Regions from separate parts of the Homo sapiens genome. Here region 1 is linked to region 2. The links are chromatin contacts, found by Hi-C or POLR2A ChIA-PET in ENCODE. All regions are on one chromosome and are shown on one strand. Each heading gives the region's core, a stretch centred on a gene start or an enhancer-like site at or near the end of the contact. The rest is flanking DNA. Distances are from core to core; before and after follow the strand shown.

Region 1 (6,909 bases), core at 2,455-4,954, 160 kb after region 2:
CATGCCACTGCACCCCAGCCTGGGAGATAGAGCAAGACTCTGTCTCAAAAAAAAAAAAAAAAAAAAGACAAAAAAAAAACCCCGAGGGCAGTGAAGGCATACAGGCATGCCTTGGGGATGTTGCGGGTTTGGTTCTGGACCACCACAATAAAGCAAATATTGCAATAAAGTGAGTCACACAATTTTTTTGGCTGCCCAGTGCACATAAAAGGTATATTTATGCTATTATGTGTACAATAGCATTATATCTAAAAAACAATGTACATGCCTTAATTTAAAAATACTTTATTGCTAAAAAATGCTAACAATCATCTGAGCCTTCAGCAAGTCATAATCTTTTTGCTGTGGAGGGTCTTGCCTCCATGTTGATGGCTGCTGACTGATCAGGGTGGTGGTTGCTGAAGGCTGGGGTGGCTGTGGCAATTTCTTGAAATAAAACAACCATGAAATTGGCCATATCGATTAACTCTTCCTTTCACAAAAGACATCTCTGTAGCACACAATGCTGTTTGATAGCATTTTACCCATAGTAGAACTTATTTTAGGATTGGAATCAATCCTCTTAAACCCTGCCACTGCTTTATCAACTAAGTTTATGGAATATTCTAAATCCTTTGTTGTAATTTCAACAATATTCACAGCATCTTCACCAGGAGTAGGTTTCATCTTAAGAAACCACTTTCTTTGCTCATCCATAAAGAAGCAACCCCTCAACCATTCAAGTTTGATCATGAGATGGCAGCAATTCGGTCCCATCTTCAGGCTCTTCTTCCAATTCTAGTTCTCTTGCTTATTTCTACCACATCTGCAGTTACTTCCTCCACTGAAATGTTGAATCCCTCAGAGTCATTCATGAGGGTTGCAATCAACTTCTTACAAACTCCAGACTTCCAGACTTGAGCAAGATTATGACTTGCTGAAGGCTCAGATGATCATTAGCATTTTTTAGCAGTAAAGTATTTTTAAATTAAGGTCCATACATTGTTTTTTAGACATAATGCTATTGTACATGTAATAGCATAAATATAACTTTTATATGCACTGGGCAGCCAAAAAAAATCCTGTTAATGTTGACATTTTTATCTCCTTCCATGAGTCATGAATGTTCTTAATGACATCTCTAATGGTGAATCCTTCCCAGAAGGTTTTCAACTTACTTTGTCCAGGTCAGTCAGACGGATCACTATCTATGGCAGCTATCACTTTATGAAATGTATTTCTTAAGTAATAAGACTTGAAAGTCAAAATTACTTGATCCGTGGGTGCAGAACAGATGATGTGTTAATAGGTATGAAAACAACATTCATCTCCTTGTACATCTCCATCACAACTCTTGGTAACCAGGTGCATTGTTAGTGAACAGTAGTATTTTCAAATGAATCTTTTTTTCTCAGCAGTAGGTCTCAACAGTGGGCTTAAAACATTCAGTAAACTATGCTCTAAACAGATATGCTGTCATCCAAGCTTTGTTGTTCCACTTCTAGAGCACAGACAGAGTGGATTTATCATAATTCTTAAGGGCCCTAGGATTTTCAGAATGGCCATTGAGCATTGGCTTAAACTTAAAGTCACCAGCTACATTAGCCCCTAACAAGAGAGCCAGCCTGTCCTTTCAAGCTTTGAGGCCAGGCATTGACTTCTCCTCTCTAGCTATGGAAGTCCTAGATGGCATCTTTTTCCCATATAAGGCTGCTTTGTCTCCAGTGAAAATCTGTTGTTCAGTGTAGCCACCTTCATTGATGGTCTTAGCTAGATCTTCTGGATAACTTGCTGCAGCTTCTACATCAGCACTTGCTGCTTATACTTTTACATCAAAGAGATAGCTTATTTCCTTAAACCTCAGAAACTGACCTCTGCTAGCTTCCAACTTTTTTTTCTTTTTCTTTTTCTTGTGTGTGTGTGTGTGTGTCAGGGTCTCACTCTGTCACTCAGGTTGGAGTGGAGTGGTGTAATCATGGCTCACTGCAACCTCCACCTCCCGGTCTCAAGAGATTCTCCCACCTCAGCCTCCCAAGTAACAGAGACCACAGGCATGCACCACCACACCCAGTTAATTTTTTTTTTTTTTTTTTTTGTAGCAACAGGTTTTCTCCATGTTGCCCAGGCTGATCTCAAAACTCCTGGACTTAAGTGATCCACCTGCCTCGGCCTCCCAAAGTTCTAGGATTACAGGTGTGAGCCACCATACCCAGCCCCAACTTCTTTTCTGTAGCTTCCTCACCTCTCTCTGCCTTTATAGAACTGGAGAGAGTTAGGGTCATGCTCTGGATTAGGCTTTGCCTTAAGGGAATGTTATGGTTAGTTTGATCTTCTATTCAGACTACTCAAACTTTCTCCATATCAGCAATAAAGCTGCTTCACTTTCTTATCATTCCTGTGTTCACTGAAGTAGCACTTTTAATTTCCTTCAAGAACTTTTCCTTTGCATTTGTAACTGTTTGGTACAAGAGGCCTCATTTTCAGCCTTTTTCTGCTTTCCATATGCCTTCCTCACTAAGCTTCATCATGTCCAGCTTCTTATTTGAAGCAAGATATGCCACCCTTCCTTTCACTTGAACGCTTAAGGCAGCATTGTAGGGTTATTACTTGGCCTAATTCCAATATTGTTGTGTCTTGGAGAATAGGGAGGCCAAAAGAGAGGGAGAGATGAAGGAATGGCCAGTTGGTGGAGCAGTCAGAACACACACAACATTTATTGATTAAATTTGCTGTCTTAGGGGCACGGTTTGTGGCACCCCAAAATAATTACAATAGTAACATCAAAGATCAATAATTACAGATTACCATAACAGATATAATAATAATGAAAAAGTCTGAAATATTGCCAGAATTACCAAAATGTGACACAGAGACATGAAGTGAGCACATGCTGTTGGAAAAATGGCACCAATAGACTTGCTCAAAGCAGGATTGCCACAAACCTTTACTTTGTTTTTTAAAAATGGAGTATCTGCCAAGCATAATAAAGCAAAGCATAATAAAATAGATATGATTGTATACTATTGGCATTTCTGCCTTTTTCTTAGTCCCATAAACTGAAAGCCCGGAATGACCGAGAAGGCCTTATTCGCTGCACCCACTGAAAGGGCAGCCAGGTCGGAGGTGAAGTGACATTTGCTTATTTTCAGGATGACTTGCTCCCTTTCAAACTGGGAGACACAGAGGTACTCATGCTCTGCCTGAGAAATTATTGCCTTCCAAGCCCAGCTGCTCAGAGCCTTCACAAGCCCAGCTTCAAGTCATCCTAAGTTGGAAGTTGTCATCCATGTGTTCCTTTAGAACAGGGAGTTGCCTTTACTTCCCGCCCCCACCCCCCGACCACATCTGGCCATGGAGGAGGGCACAGACCCTTACTGAGCACCCACTATATATCTGGACCCATGGAAAGCACAGCCAGCCCCTCTAATTCTGCTCTCCATTTGCAAACTTTGAACTAAATTCAGATGACTTAAATGTATACCTGCTTGTGATCCATCAAGTGGTAAAGATGGTATTGTGTATGATGTGTAGCATTTCCCCAGCAGAAGAAAATACCAGCTGTGGCTGGGAGGTAGGAGGCCAGGTTCCCATCAAAACTCTGTGGTTAACTGGCTGAGTAGCTCTAGGCAGTGCCTTCCGCTCTCTGCATCCCAGCCTCATCTGAACTATGAGTGGGTGGATGAGATCACTTCTGCAAAGCCTCTGAGCCCTGCTGGTCCATGACTCAGCCCCCAGGCCTTTGCACAGGCTGTTTCCTCAGCCTAGGATGCCTTTTCCCCATGCATCCGCCTGGCAAGCTGAGTCTTCCTTTGAATCCTTTTTCAGTAGCCACTTCCTCCGTGAAGCACTCCCAGACACAGAACCATCCTGCTCTCCCACCAGAACATCATTCAGTACTCTCTCTTCTGTTCCACATCTGTACCTTGGACATAAGTCAACTGTGCTGAAAGGCACAGTAGGCTTCCTGTGCTGAAATTATTCACAGGCTTAATAACTGCAAAATAAAACCTTCAATTCAGCTTTACCTACTGTCTAGCATAGAGCCTGGGACAAAGTAGAGGCCCTATAAAGCCTTCATGAATCAACGAACACATGCATGAACTCTTTATGATTTCTTAACCCTATTCCAGTGTTAGGAGATTGCCATTATGGTCAAGAGAAAGACACACGCTTCTTGCTGAAGCATTTCTTATATGTTTCTCAAGGGCAGGTGCCATTCCTCACTCATCTTTTGTCTCACCAGGGATAGGCACTGAGTAGGTGCTCAGTAAATATGTGTCACATTGAACAATGTTGACATATGACCCCAGCCCCAGCCCTCCACACTGGGAGAGCAGTCTCTCCAGGGGGCTAAATAATTTCTCTAAGAATTTGAACTCATCATCACAAAGGGTGTGTAAATTAGGGATTAGATTTGGAAAGAAAATATCTACATTGGCACTAGTGCAGGGACCTGCAGGCCAAGCTATGGGTGACATGGTGGCATTTGCAAAGAAAACCCCACCAGCTCCAATAGTGTGCTCAGGAGTGTTACGGTGGGTAGCTAGTGAGACATGAACAGGGCAGAAGAGGGCCCCTACACCCCACCAGGAAAATCAGGCGATCATTAGGTGATGGTTAGGCAGTTGTCACACTGCCTCTCTAAAATAGTAATAGGTCTCAACCAGCACCAGGAAAAGGCATTCTGCCTGTAGATAGAAAACACCTAAAACTGGTGATCATCAGTTTCCTATAAGATCTCAGGAGCTGGGCGAGTGGGCTCAAGCACGTGCATTAAGACACGAAATGGCGGAGTTGACCTTCCAGGAGCATTCCACCAGTAAAAGGGAAGAACTCCTCGGGTGAGCATGTGTACAACTCCAGTAAACACACTGCACATGCTACCCCCCAAAGGGCTAGCAGGCCACCGTGCACGCGGGCAGCTCACCCCAAGGGAAGAATCAAGCGAGAAGGCCGGGCATGGTGGCTCATGCCTGTAATCCTAGTACTTTGGGAGGCCGAAGTGGGCAAATCACCTGAGGTCGGGAGTTCAAGACCAGCCTGACCAACATGGAGAAACTCTATCTCTACTAAAAATACAAAATTAGCCAGGCATGGAGCACGCCTGTAATCTCAGCTACTCAGGAGGCTGAGGCAGGAGAATCACTTGAACCTGGGAGGTGGAGGTTGTGGTGAGCTGAGATTGCACCATTGCACTCCAGCCTGGGCAACAAGAGCAAAACTCTATCTAAAAAAAAAAAAAAAAAAAGAATCAAGTGAGAAGGGACGCAAGACCCCAGAAGCATGCCAACGTATAAAACCCCAAGTCAAAAGGTCAAGTCCTGCACTTGTTCTTCAAGTTACCTGCTTGGGCCTCTTCGAAGTGTATTTTCCTTGCTTTCATTCCTGCTCTAAAGCTTTGGGGGTTTTGTTGTTGTTGTTGTTGTTGTTGTTGTTGTTGTTGTTGTTAGAAAGAGTCTCGCTCTGAAGCCCAGGCTGGAGTGCAGAGGCACGATCTCACCCCACTGCAGAGTTTCAAGTGATTCTCCTGCCTCAGCCTCCTGAGTAGCTGGGATTACAGGCGCCCGCCACCACGCCCAGCTAATTTTTGTATTTTTAGTAGAGATGGGGTTTCACCATGTTGGCCAGGCTGGTCTCGAACTCCTGACCTCAAGTGATCCGCCTGCCTCGGCCTCCCAAAGTGCTGGGATTACAGGCATGAGCCACCACGCCCAGCCTCTAAAGCTTTTTAATAAACTTTCACTCCTGCTTCAAAACTTGCCTTGGTCTCTCCTTCTGACTTATGCCCCTCAGTCAAATTCTTTCTTCTGAGGAGGCAAGAACTGAGGTTGCTGCACACCTGTATGGATGTGCCACCACAAGCAAGAGAACCATTACTACCATGGTTTATGGTCCAGGCTTAAGTAAAAAGGTTCCCAGGGAGACAACATCTCCTACCAACACAACAACAGTAATATTGATATGTTCGTGGAGTAAAGTGTGGGTCTTGCAGGCTGCTGTTAAAAGGCTGTGCTTGTCCGGGCATGGTGGCTCACACCTATAATCCCAGCACTTTGGGAGACCGAGGTGGGCAGATCACTTAAGGTCAGGAGTTTGAGAGCAGCCTGGACAACATGGCGGAACCCCGTCTCTACTAGAAATACAAAAATTAGCTGGGTGTGGTGGTGAATGCCTGTAATCCCAGTTGCTTGAGAGGCTGAGGCATGCGAATCGCTTGGACCCAAAAGGCGAGAGTTGCAGTGAGCTGAGATCATGCCACTGCACTCCAGCCTGGGTGATAGGGCAAGACTCCATCTCAAAAAAAAAAACGGGGGCTTCTGCTAAGAGCTCCACCCGGGACAGCTGGATATGCCAAGTGTCACCCAGCCAGGGATAACTTTTCCTCCTTCCTTCTCTTAGGACTCAAGGTCAGATTAAAATGGATTCTACTGTGTTTTTTTCATGTAACCCTCATGGGGTAGGTATTGTTTTCATTTCACAGACAAGGCAAACTGAGGTCCAGAGAAGTTAAATAACCAGCCCAAAGCCACACAGCTAGTAAGTGGCAGAGTTGGGATGTGGAGGTAGCTCTTCAGACTCCAAAATCCACTCCCCATTCCTCACACTCCTTTAGTGTCTGCAAACTCTCAGCATATCATTTCTCGCCAAATCATTCACCTCATGACAGTTCCTCATAGTGCAGGGCCTGCCACAGTGCCTAGAGCTGGGCTGTACCACAGCCATAACTCAGGATAGACAGTGAGCCACTGATTAAGTTCTGCGCTCAAGGCAGAAATCTCTCCTGCAGCCTGGACTAAGGAGGTGAGAAAGGAGATCAGCCTCCAGGGTTGAACCTTGGGAACTGAGTGCGGCCTGATACACATCACCTCACCCAACAGCTGATGACGACTCCCCAAGTGGCCACGTTAGTCACCGGCCCACCACATGCAC
Region 2 (7,232 bases), core at 3,770-6,269:
TGTCCACACAAGTAGTCTTCAACTCTATGACCCAATGCCCTCTTTTTATAACAAATATTCTGTAATCCCTTTTGCTACTCTGACATGGCATTTAAAGATTATAACACTATGCCTGCAGATACAAGTTTTAAAATTTCAATATAATTCATTAAATGCGACGTAAAAGAAAATAAAACACAAATTTTTTTTTTTTTGAGACAGTCTCGCTCTGTCGCCCAGGCTGGAGTGTAATGGTGCAGCTTCAGCTCACTGCAACCTCCACCTCCCGGGTTCAAGCAACTCTCTTGCCTCAGCCTCCTAAATAGCCGGGAATACAAGTGTACGCCACCATGCCCAGCTAATTTTTGTATTTTTAGTAGAGACAGAGTTTCGCCATGTTGACCAGGCTGGTCTAGAACACCTGGCCTCAAGTACTCTGCCCGCCTGAGCCTCCCAAAGTGCTGGAATTACAGGCATGAGCCACCACGCCTGACCCAATAAACAAGATTTAATAATAATTTAATAATAAAACATGTATTTTCAGACTACACTAGAAGAAAAAAGACTCCCTCCTCCCCCAGTCCCCCATTGCCAAAGTGCCCCCTAGAGGGTGGAGCTATCCTATCCCATCTGCTCCACACAGACCCTCTCCCATCAGTCACAATGGTCAGCAACCTCTACCCTTACCAGGGGTAAGGACACAAAGTAGGCAAGAGGGAGGGATCTGAAGTCAGACCAACTGAGGTCAAACTTGGCTCCACCACTCAACTGCTGTAGTTACTCTCTATAAGCCTCGTTTTTCATCTGTAAAAGAAGGATACCAAAAGGTTTTTGTGAAAATTAAATAAGTACAGTATTCCTACACTTAACATGTAATACATGCTCAATAAATGTTAGCTATCAGAGTTAACATTACTATTCCTGAATCCACCTTGTATTGTTTCCTAGCTTTTGCTCACTTATTCCATTAGCAGAAAAGACGGGAGACTGGATATCCATTTACCAGAGATACTCTTCAACAGATTCATGTATAATATAAGCTGCATCACAGGCCAGGTACAGTGGCTCATGCCTGTAATCCAGCACTTTGGGAGGCCAAGGCAGGCGGTTGGATCCCTTGAGCCCAGGAGTTAGATACCAGCCTGGGTAACATGGCAAACTACCATCTCTACAAAAAATAAATACAAAAATCAGCCGGGCATGGTGGCATGTGCCTGTCGTCCCAGCTACTCAGGAGGCTGAGGTGGAAGGATCATCTGAGCCTCAGAGATTGAGGATGCAGTAAGCTGAGATCATGCCACTGCACTCCAGCCTGGGCATCAGAGTGAGACCTTGTCTCAAAAAAAAAAAAAAAAAAAAAGCTGCATCCCATGACTTCTAAGACTATTTCTAATTCTGAGATGCTGCACTGCACTGAGGTTATTTTTTTATTCACTTAGGTCCTTTCTTCCCAGGTGGAGGGCCAAGAACATGTTTTACATATCATATAAAGTAGCTTGAGAAACACCTCATAGAATGATGGGTTAGTGTGCCACTGAAAACCCAGCCATGGTTATTGGTTCTTTACCAGTTAGTTCCAAATAGCATTATACATTACAGTCAAGGAATGAATGACAACTTTTCCAGTGAAAGCACTTCATGCAACATGTATGTTGTCTTCAGAAAGTGATGACTGCCTAGGGCCACTCGCATCTATGTGGATTAATTCCTTACAGCAACAAGCAAAGCAACACTCCTAAACATTCTAAATTAACAGGTGAGGAGGTGAAAGGTGGTGGCAACAGCTAGAGAAATACCTCAAAAGAAAACTGATTCCAAAGTTAATATTCCGAGTAAAAGCAGTCATTGTTCTGTTAAAGTAAATGCATAGGCCCTATAAGTAATAACCATATCTCTGTGCATGGGGAAATATCTTACATATAAGAACCTATAATTTACATAAACATATCCTTCTGTAAGAGGATAAACAGAAACTGTCAATTGCTACAAGTCACTCTGCATTAACCATCCAAGATGCTCACAGCGGTTATTTCTGGGTGATAAATTACTGCACGGGGTAGAGGCGAATGAAGGGGATGTAGGAGATAGGGGAGATTAACAAATCCCCTTTCCTTTTGCTTACTTATAGTTTCCAGTATTTCTAACATAATGGTCTTTGAATAAGAATTTTAAGTTATATAAGGGTATTAATTAAAACTGAAAAATCCATGAAATTTGGGGCAAGATACTATTTTAGATGAACTTTTCATTGGGATCTGCGGATAACCTAAGTATTCATCTATGTCTCTCACATACAACCTAAAATTATCCTAGATCCCTGCCTCAAATCACAATGGATCAAAACTTAGTTTCTCTCTTCTTTAGCCCCCCTGCAGACCTTACAGGTTATGCCACTACGATGTCAGCACCCAGTATAAGGAAATCTCACTACCAGTTTTTGCCAGTTTCCCAGTGACGCCAACCCACCCTCTGGGATAGTGAGATAAAGAGAGAGAAATGAATTGTTTTTAAAGCACTGATTTTGCACTCAGAGAAGTGACAAAAACAAACAAACAAACAAACTTGGCTGGACACGGCGGCTCACGCCTGTAAGTAATCCCAGCACTTTGGGAGACCAAGGCAGGTGGATCACCTGAGGTTAGGAGTTTGAGACCAGCCTGGCTAACACGGCGAAACCCCATCTCTATTAAAAAACAAAAATTACCCAGGCATGGTGGTGTGCACCTATAATCCCAGCTACCCGGGAGGCTGAGGCAGGAGAATCGCTTGAACCCGGGAGGCAAAGGTTGCAATGAGCTGAGATTGTGCCATTGCACTCCAGCCTGGGAGACAAGAGCTAAACTCCATCTCAAAAACAAACAAACAAAACAAAACAAAACGAAACAAAAAAAACTAAACCCGGACACTTTTTCTATACCACCATTTCAAAGCTATAAACTCTCCATAATTCTCACACTAAGAAGTCCATAAGGAATCATAAAAGTCCCAAAAATAAAATGTCATTTTGGTAAACATGCATTTAGCAACGCTATTCTTCCCTGCTCAGTAAAACAGCACAGAAAGATCTCAGGAGGAGAGGAAACAGCTCTAAAGCAGGCATACCTCTCTGTCCAACAAAAGAACTTAAATTCATACTGGTTCAATCCAACAAGCATTTGTTAAGCACATACTATATTCAGAGCACCATGCTAGGTGTTTATTCATCTCTAAACAAAGAAGACATGATTATCTGCCTGTCGAGGAACCATAACTCTAATCTGGAAGACAAACACTCAGATAAACTAGTATATGGCAGACCCTGATAAAACGTAATAATAGAGGTTTCAAAACTGCTCTGGTAGTACGGGAAGGGAGGGATTAAAACTGCAAGAATTATGAAAAAGAAAGCCAGGAGAGGTGACCTGTGCTCCTAGTCCTAGCTACTCCAGAGGCTGAAGCAAGAGGATCACTTGAAGTGGGAGTTCCAGGCTACAGTGAGCTATGATTATGCCTGTAAATAGCCACTGCACTCCGGTCTGAGGAACATAGCAAGACCTTGTCTCATTTAAAAAAAATAATAATAATTTTGAAAAAGATTCTTCAATAATTTAAGTTCTACATATACTGTATTGATGTATTTAATTCAGCTATTTATTCATCCTGATCATTCATCCAAAATAAAAGGTGGTTGGCCAGGCGCGGTGGCTCACGCCTGGAATCCCAGCACTTCGGGAGGCCAAGGCGGGTGGATCACCACAGGTCAGGAGTTCAAGGCCAGCCTGGCCAACATGGAGAACCCCGTCTCTACTAAAAATACAAAAATTAGCCGGGCGTGGTGGCGTGCGCCTGTAATCCCAGCTACTCAGGAGGCTGAGGCAGGAGAATCGCTTGAACCCAGGAGGCAGAGGTGGCGGTGAGCCGAGATCATGCCACTGCACCCCAGTCTGGGCAACAGAGTGAGACTCCGTCTCCAAAAAAACAAAACAAAACAAAACAAAATAAAAGGTGGCAAAACGCTCAGCTACCAAAAGCAAGCATCAGAGGTGAAATCTACACACTGGGATCCTTTGGACTAAAAAAACGGAGACAAATGCCTTGGAACCAGGAGGATGTCTGCAAAAGGCTCACCAACATCAGAAGGTCTGTGCTAGGCATCTTCCTCTTCCAGCCTCCTCTCCGCGCTCCCCTTTTTCAGACTCTGTAAAAGGGAACCAGGTTTGTTTACTTCTAGAGCTTTAAACTGTCTCGCCAGCCCGCCTAGATTCGCCAGAGCAGCCAAGTTATGGTTCTCTCCCTCCTTTGAAGGCTCAGATTTCATTCCCAGATATCACAGTCCACCCCTAGCACCCCAGACCAGCGAATCAAAATCCTGCTGCAACTAGGTTTCCCTCCCACAGCTGATGAAACTAATCCAGACCCAGACTCCCACAAAGCATTCCACCCAGGTGGAAACTAGGGGAAACGCCCCGTCTGCGCGCGATCGGGGTGGGGAGCCCAGCCCAGGCCACCTAACCCGGGCTGAAGGTGCCGAGGCTACCAGGGTCCTGCCTCCTCCGCACTCCCTTCAGAATCAGCACGGCCTCGCTCTCGTTGTCACCCCTCCCGTCGGAGGACCAGCAAATCCTGGCCGCCCATGCCTACCCCGCGGCAGGCGTGGGCTCCAGACCCGCCCCACCGCGGCCCCGCGCCCGCCCGCCGTCCACTTGCTTGGACCTCAGCGGCTGGTGCCCACGCCTTCAGCCCGCCCCCGCCCCCGCCCCGGCCGCAGCCGCCCCGCCGCCTCTGCCCGCCCTCGGCCCACCCGGCCCCTGTCCTCTCCTCACCCCGCGGCGCCTCCGTCCCGACCCTCACCGCCCCCCGGAGCCCGCGGCGGCCCCTCCACCTCCTCACGCCGGAACCAGCTTCCAGTCTCCTTCCCTCGAGCACCCGGCCGGCTCCACCTCCTGCGTCTCCCTCAGCACGCGACGGACTCGCAGGCCGCGAGACCCAGGCTCCCCTGTTGCCGCCGCCGCCGCCGAGATTGGAGGCCCGGCAGCCGCCGGCCTCGCCCCTCCCGGAAATGGCTCCGGGGGCACCGGCCCGGCTCCCGGACCCTGGCGTGCGCGGCCCCGCTGCTACCAGCCGCGCGCACGCCCAGACCCGGGCCCCACGGCCTGTGCGCGCCGCCTACCGGCCAGGCAGCGGGCTGCACCCAGACCCTCCAGTGAATGTCTCAACCAGGCCGTCCTGGGGCGGCTGTGGTATCCCGACGGTCACCAACTTCTCTTCCAAACTGCCTTGGACAAAAAACTTTCTTGTCACATTTGGTCACTTGGAGCCTCCTGAGAGAGTAGGTCTGCAGGGCATTGTACAAACTAATCCAAAACAGCCACAGAGTTGGGTCTCTTTCCTGGGCCAGGGACTTCATTTTTCCATCGAGGTCAGTGGTGCCTGAAGAAAAGCAACAAGGAAACTTATTTAATGGAAATATCATCCTCATCCTCCCCTCCACCACTGCCCCCCCCCACCCCAAAAATAAAATGGAGAGCAGAGGCTACTCTGCCATCACTACTTTCATGAGCAGTGCTGGGAATCACCTTATACACAAGTGCAAGGGCCCACTGGGATCACAAAGGTCGCCTTCATTTCCAGATGAAAAAACTAAGTCTCAGCTGGGTGTAGTGGCTTACATCGGTAATCCCGGCACTTGGGGATGCTGAGGCGGGAGGGTTGTCTGAGCCCAGGAGCTCTAGATCAGCCTGAGCAACATAGTGAGACCCCCAACTCCAAAAAGAAAAAGAAAAAACTAAGTCTCACATAGGTTTCCCATGACTTGTCCAGGTTGTCATAACATTGCTTTAGTGGTAGCAGAAGGCAGTGCAGTTACATGGAACCAACTGGTCAGTGACCTGCATTCAAGATTTTTTTTCAATAGATTTTAAAATGACACCTAGATAGACTCTTGAAATCTCTCAAACAAAAATGACACTAATGAGGGTACCCAATTCCATCCCCTTGGAAAATGTTGCCATGACACTAAAATTAGGGCATCATCACTACCGTCATTATCCACATGTAGTGCTTTCAGGATGAAATGTACTATCACAGCTGCCCTCCTCTGCATACCCCATCGGCACTTCCCACTTCCCCAGCCATAATGGTTAAGGCCCTGAAAGACTATGAACAGGTTATCTTTAGGCCTCCTCACCCCCATTCCGTCAGAACTCCCAGACATTTCTACCATCCAGAGCCCCTGACTCAGGCATGAACACCCCCATACCCTTAGCCCCCTCACTACTATTCCCCAGCAGACATGCATTCTCAGTGTTTGAGGGTCAGAAAATGTTCTGGGGCCTCCTGCCAATGCCTACTCATCAAGAGTTGCTTTAGGGTTTCAGGTATGCCTTCCCATTCTCCATCTCCTACCCTTCTGCTTTAATTCTTCATCAGATCCCCCAGGAACTGCACACCTCCTCTCCATCTCCTTGTTAGTTACCACCCCCACATCCTTTAATCTAGAATCTGTGCACCCAGATGACTAGAGGGCAGGGTCACGTCTGATTCCTCCCTACACCCTAACACACAGTATGCAGTCTGCTCATTCTTCCCAGATGCTCAAACCAATGCAATCATATCGACTGATCCTTGCTTTGCCAAGAACTATGCTAGGCACCTTTACATACAAGCCTTATTTATGGCCTGACTTGCCCAGATCAGGTGACTCTTATCATCCCTCAACCTGTAAACAAGGACACCAAGACCAAAGAAGGAAATGATCCTCCCAAAGACACACAGGCAGGATGGGGTGGAGTTTGTGTGGGAGTTTGGAGGGGAAGCCAAGGGTTCAGAATTTGTAGCGGGGACCTCGAATATCCTTTTTGGTTAATTAGAATCAAAAAATGGTAGGGCTAGAGGGGTCTCCAGCTATTCGCCAGCTCCACCCCAGAGAATACACAAATACACGTGAAGAAACTGAGGTCCAGAGAGAGATGCGACTCCTAGCAGTTCCTGGCAGAGCCCAGCCTAGAACATGGGTCTGGGTTTGCAACTCTCTGAGCCGATGAAGCCCTGTGTGTGTGTGTGTGTGTGTGTGTGTGTGTGTGTGTGTGTGTGTGAGAGAGAGAGAGAGAGAGAAAGAGAGAGAGAAAGACTTCAGACCACCCTGCTCTCCTACCCCACACTCCCTCTGACAGCAGAATGACGTTAGCAGGCACATAGCTGGCTGGTCAGAGGCAGAGGAGGGCTATCTGGAACTTCCATTCTGAAAGTGTGGTTTCCCTGAGAGCAGCATTGGC

Evidence for each region. Hi-C counts contacts between places; a loop is a spot of excess contacts on that map. ChIA-PET counts read pairs that join two places held with the same protein, here RNA polymerase II (POLR2A). Pooled maps may share reads with other maps.
Region 1: a pooled map shows a loop between it and region 2 (2.5-fold over the local background). The contact joins the enhancer-like site here to the promoter of SGPL1 in region 2. A Hi-C loop is called at or near these places in 1 of 50 pooled maps. POLR2A ChIA-PET finds 5 or more read pairs at or near these places in 2 of 52 experiments (AG04449 and OCI-LY7).

Annotation. Positions count from the first base shown.
Region 1 is chr10:70,653,451-70,660,359 of GRCh38, reverse strand. No RefSeq gene overlaps it. Among named protein-coding and RNA genes, the nearest start is that of ADAMTS14, 16 kb to the left of the region's middle. Within about 2 kb of position 3,704, at least 2 of the 41 ENCODE cell types and tissues checked have a DNase peak (open chromatin) inside an H3K27ac peak, as active enhancers do.
Region 2 is chr10:70,813,735-70,820,966 of GRCh38, reverse strand. It overlaps SGPL1 (sphingosine-1-phosphate lyase 1), which reads right to left and starts at 5,019. Exons shown (of 15, transcript NM_003901.4): 1 at 4,841-5,019; 2 at 4,087-4,156. The coding sequence starts at 4,113. RefSeq lists silencers at 4,604-4,713, 4,794-4,883, 4,904-5,223.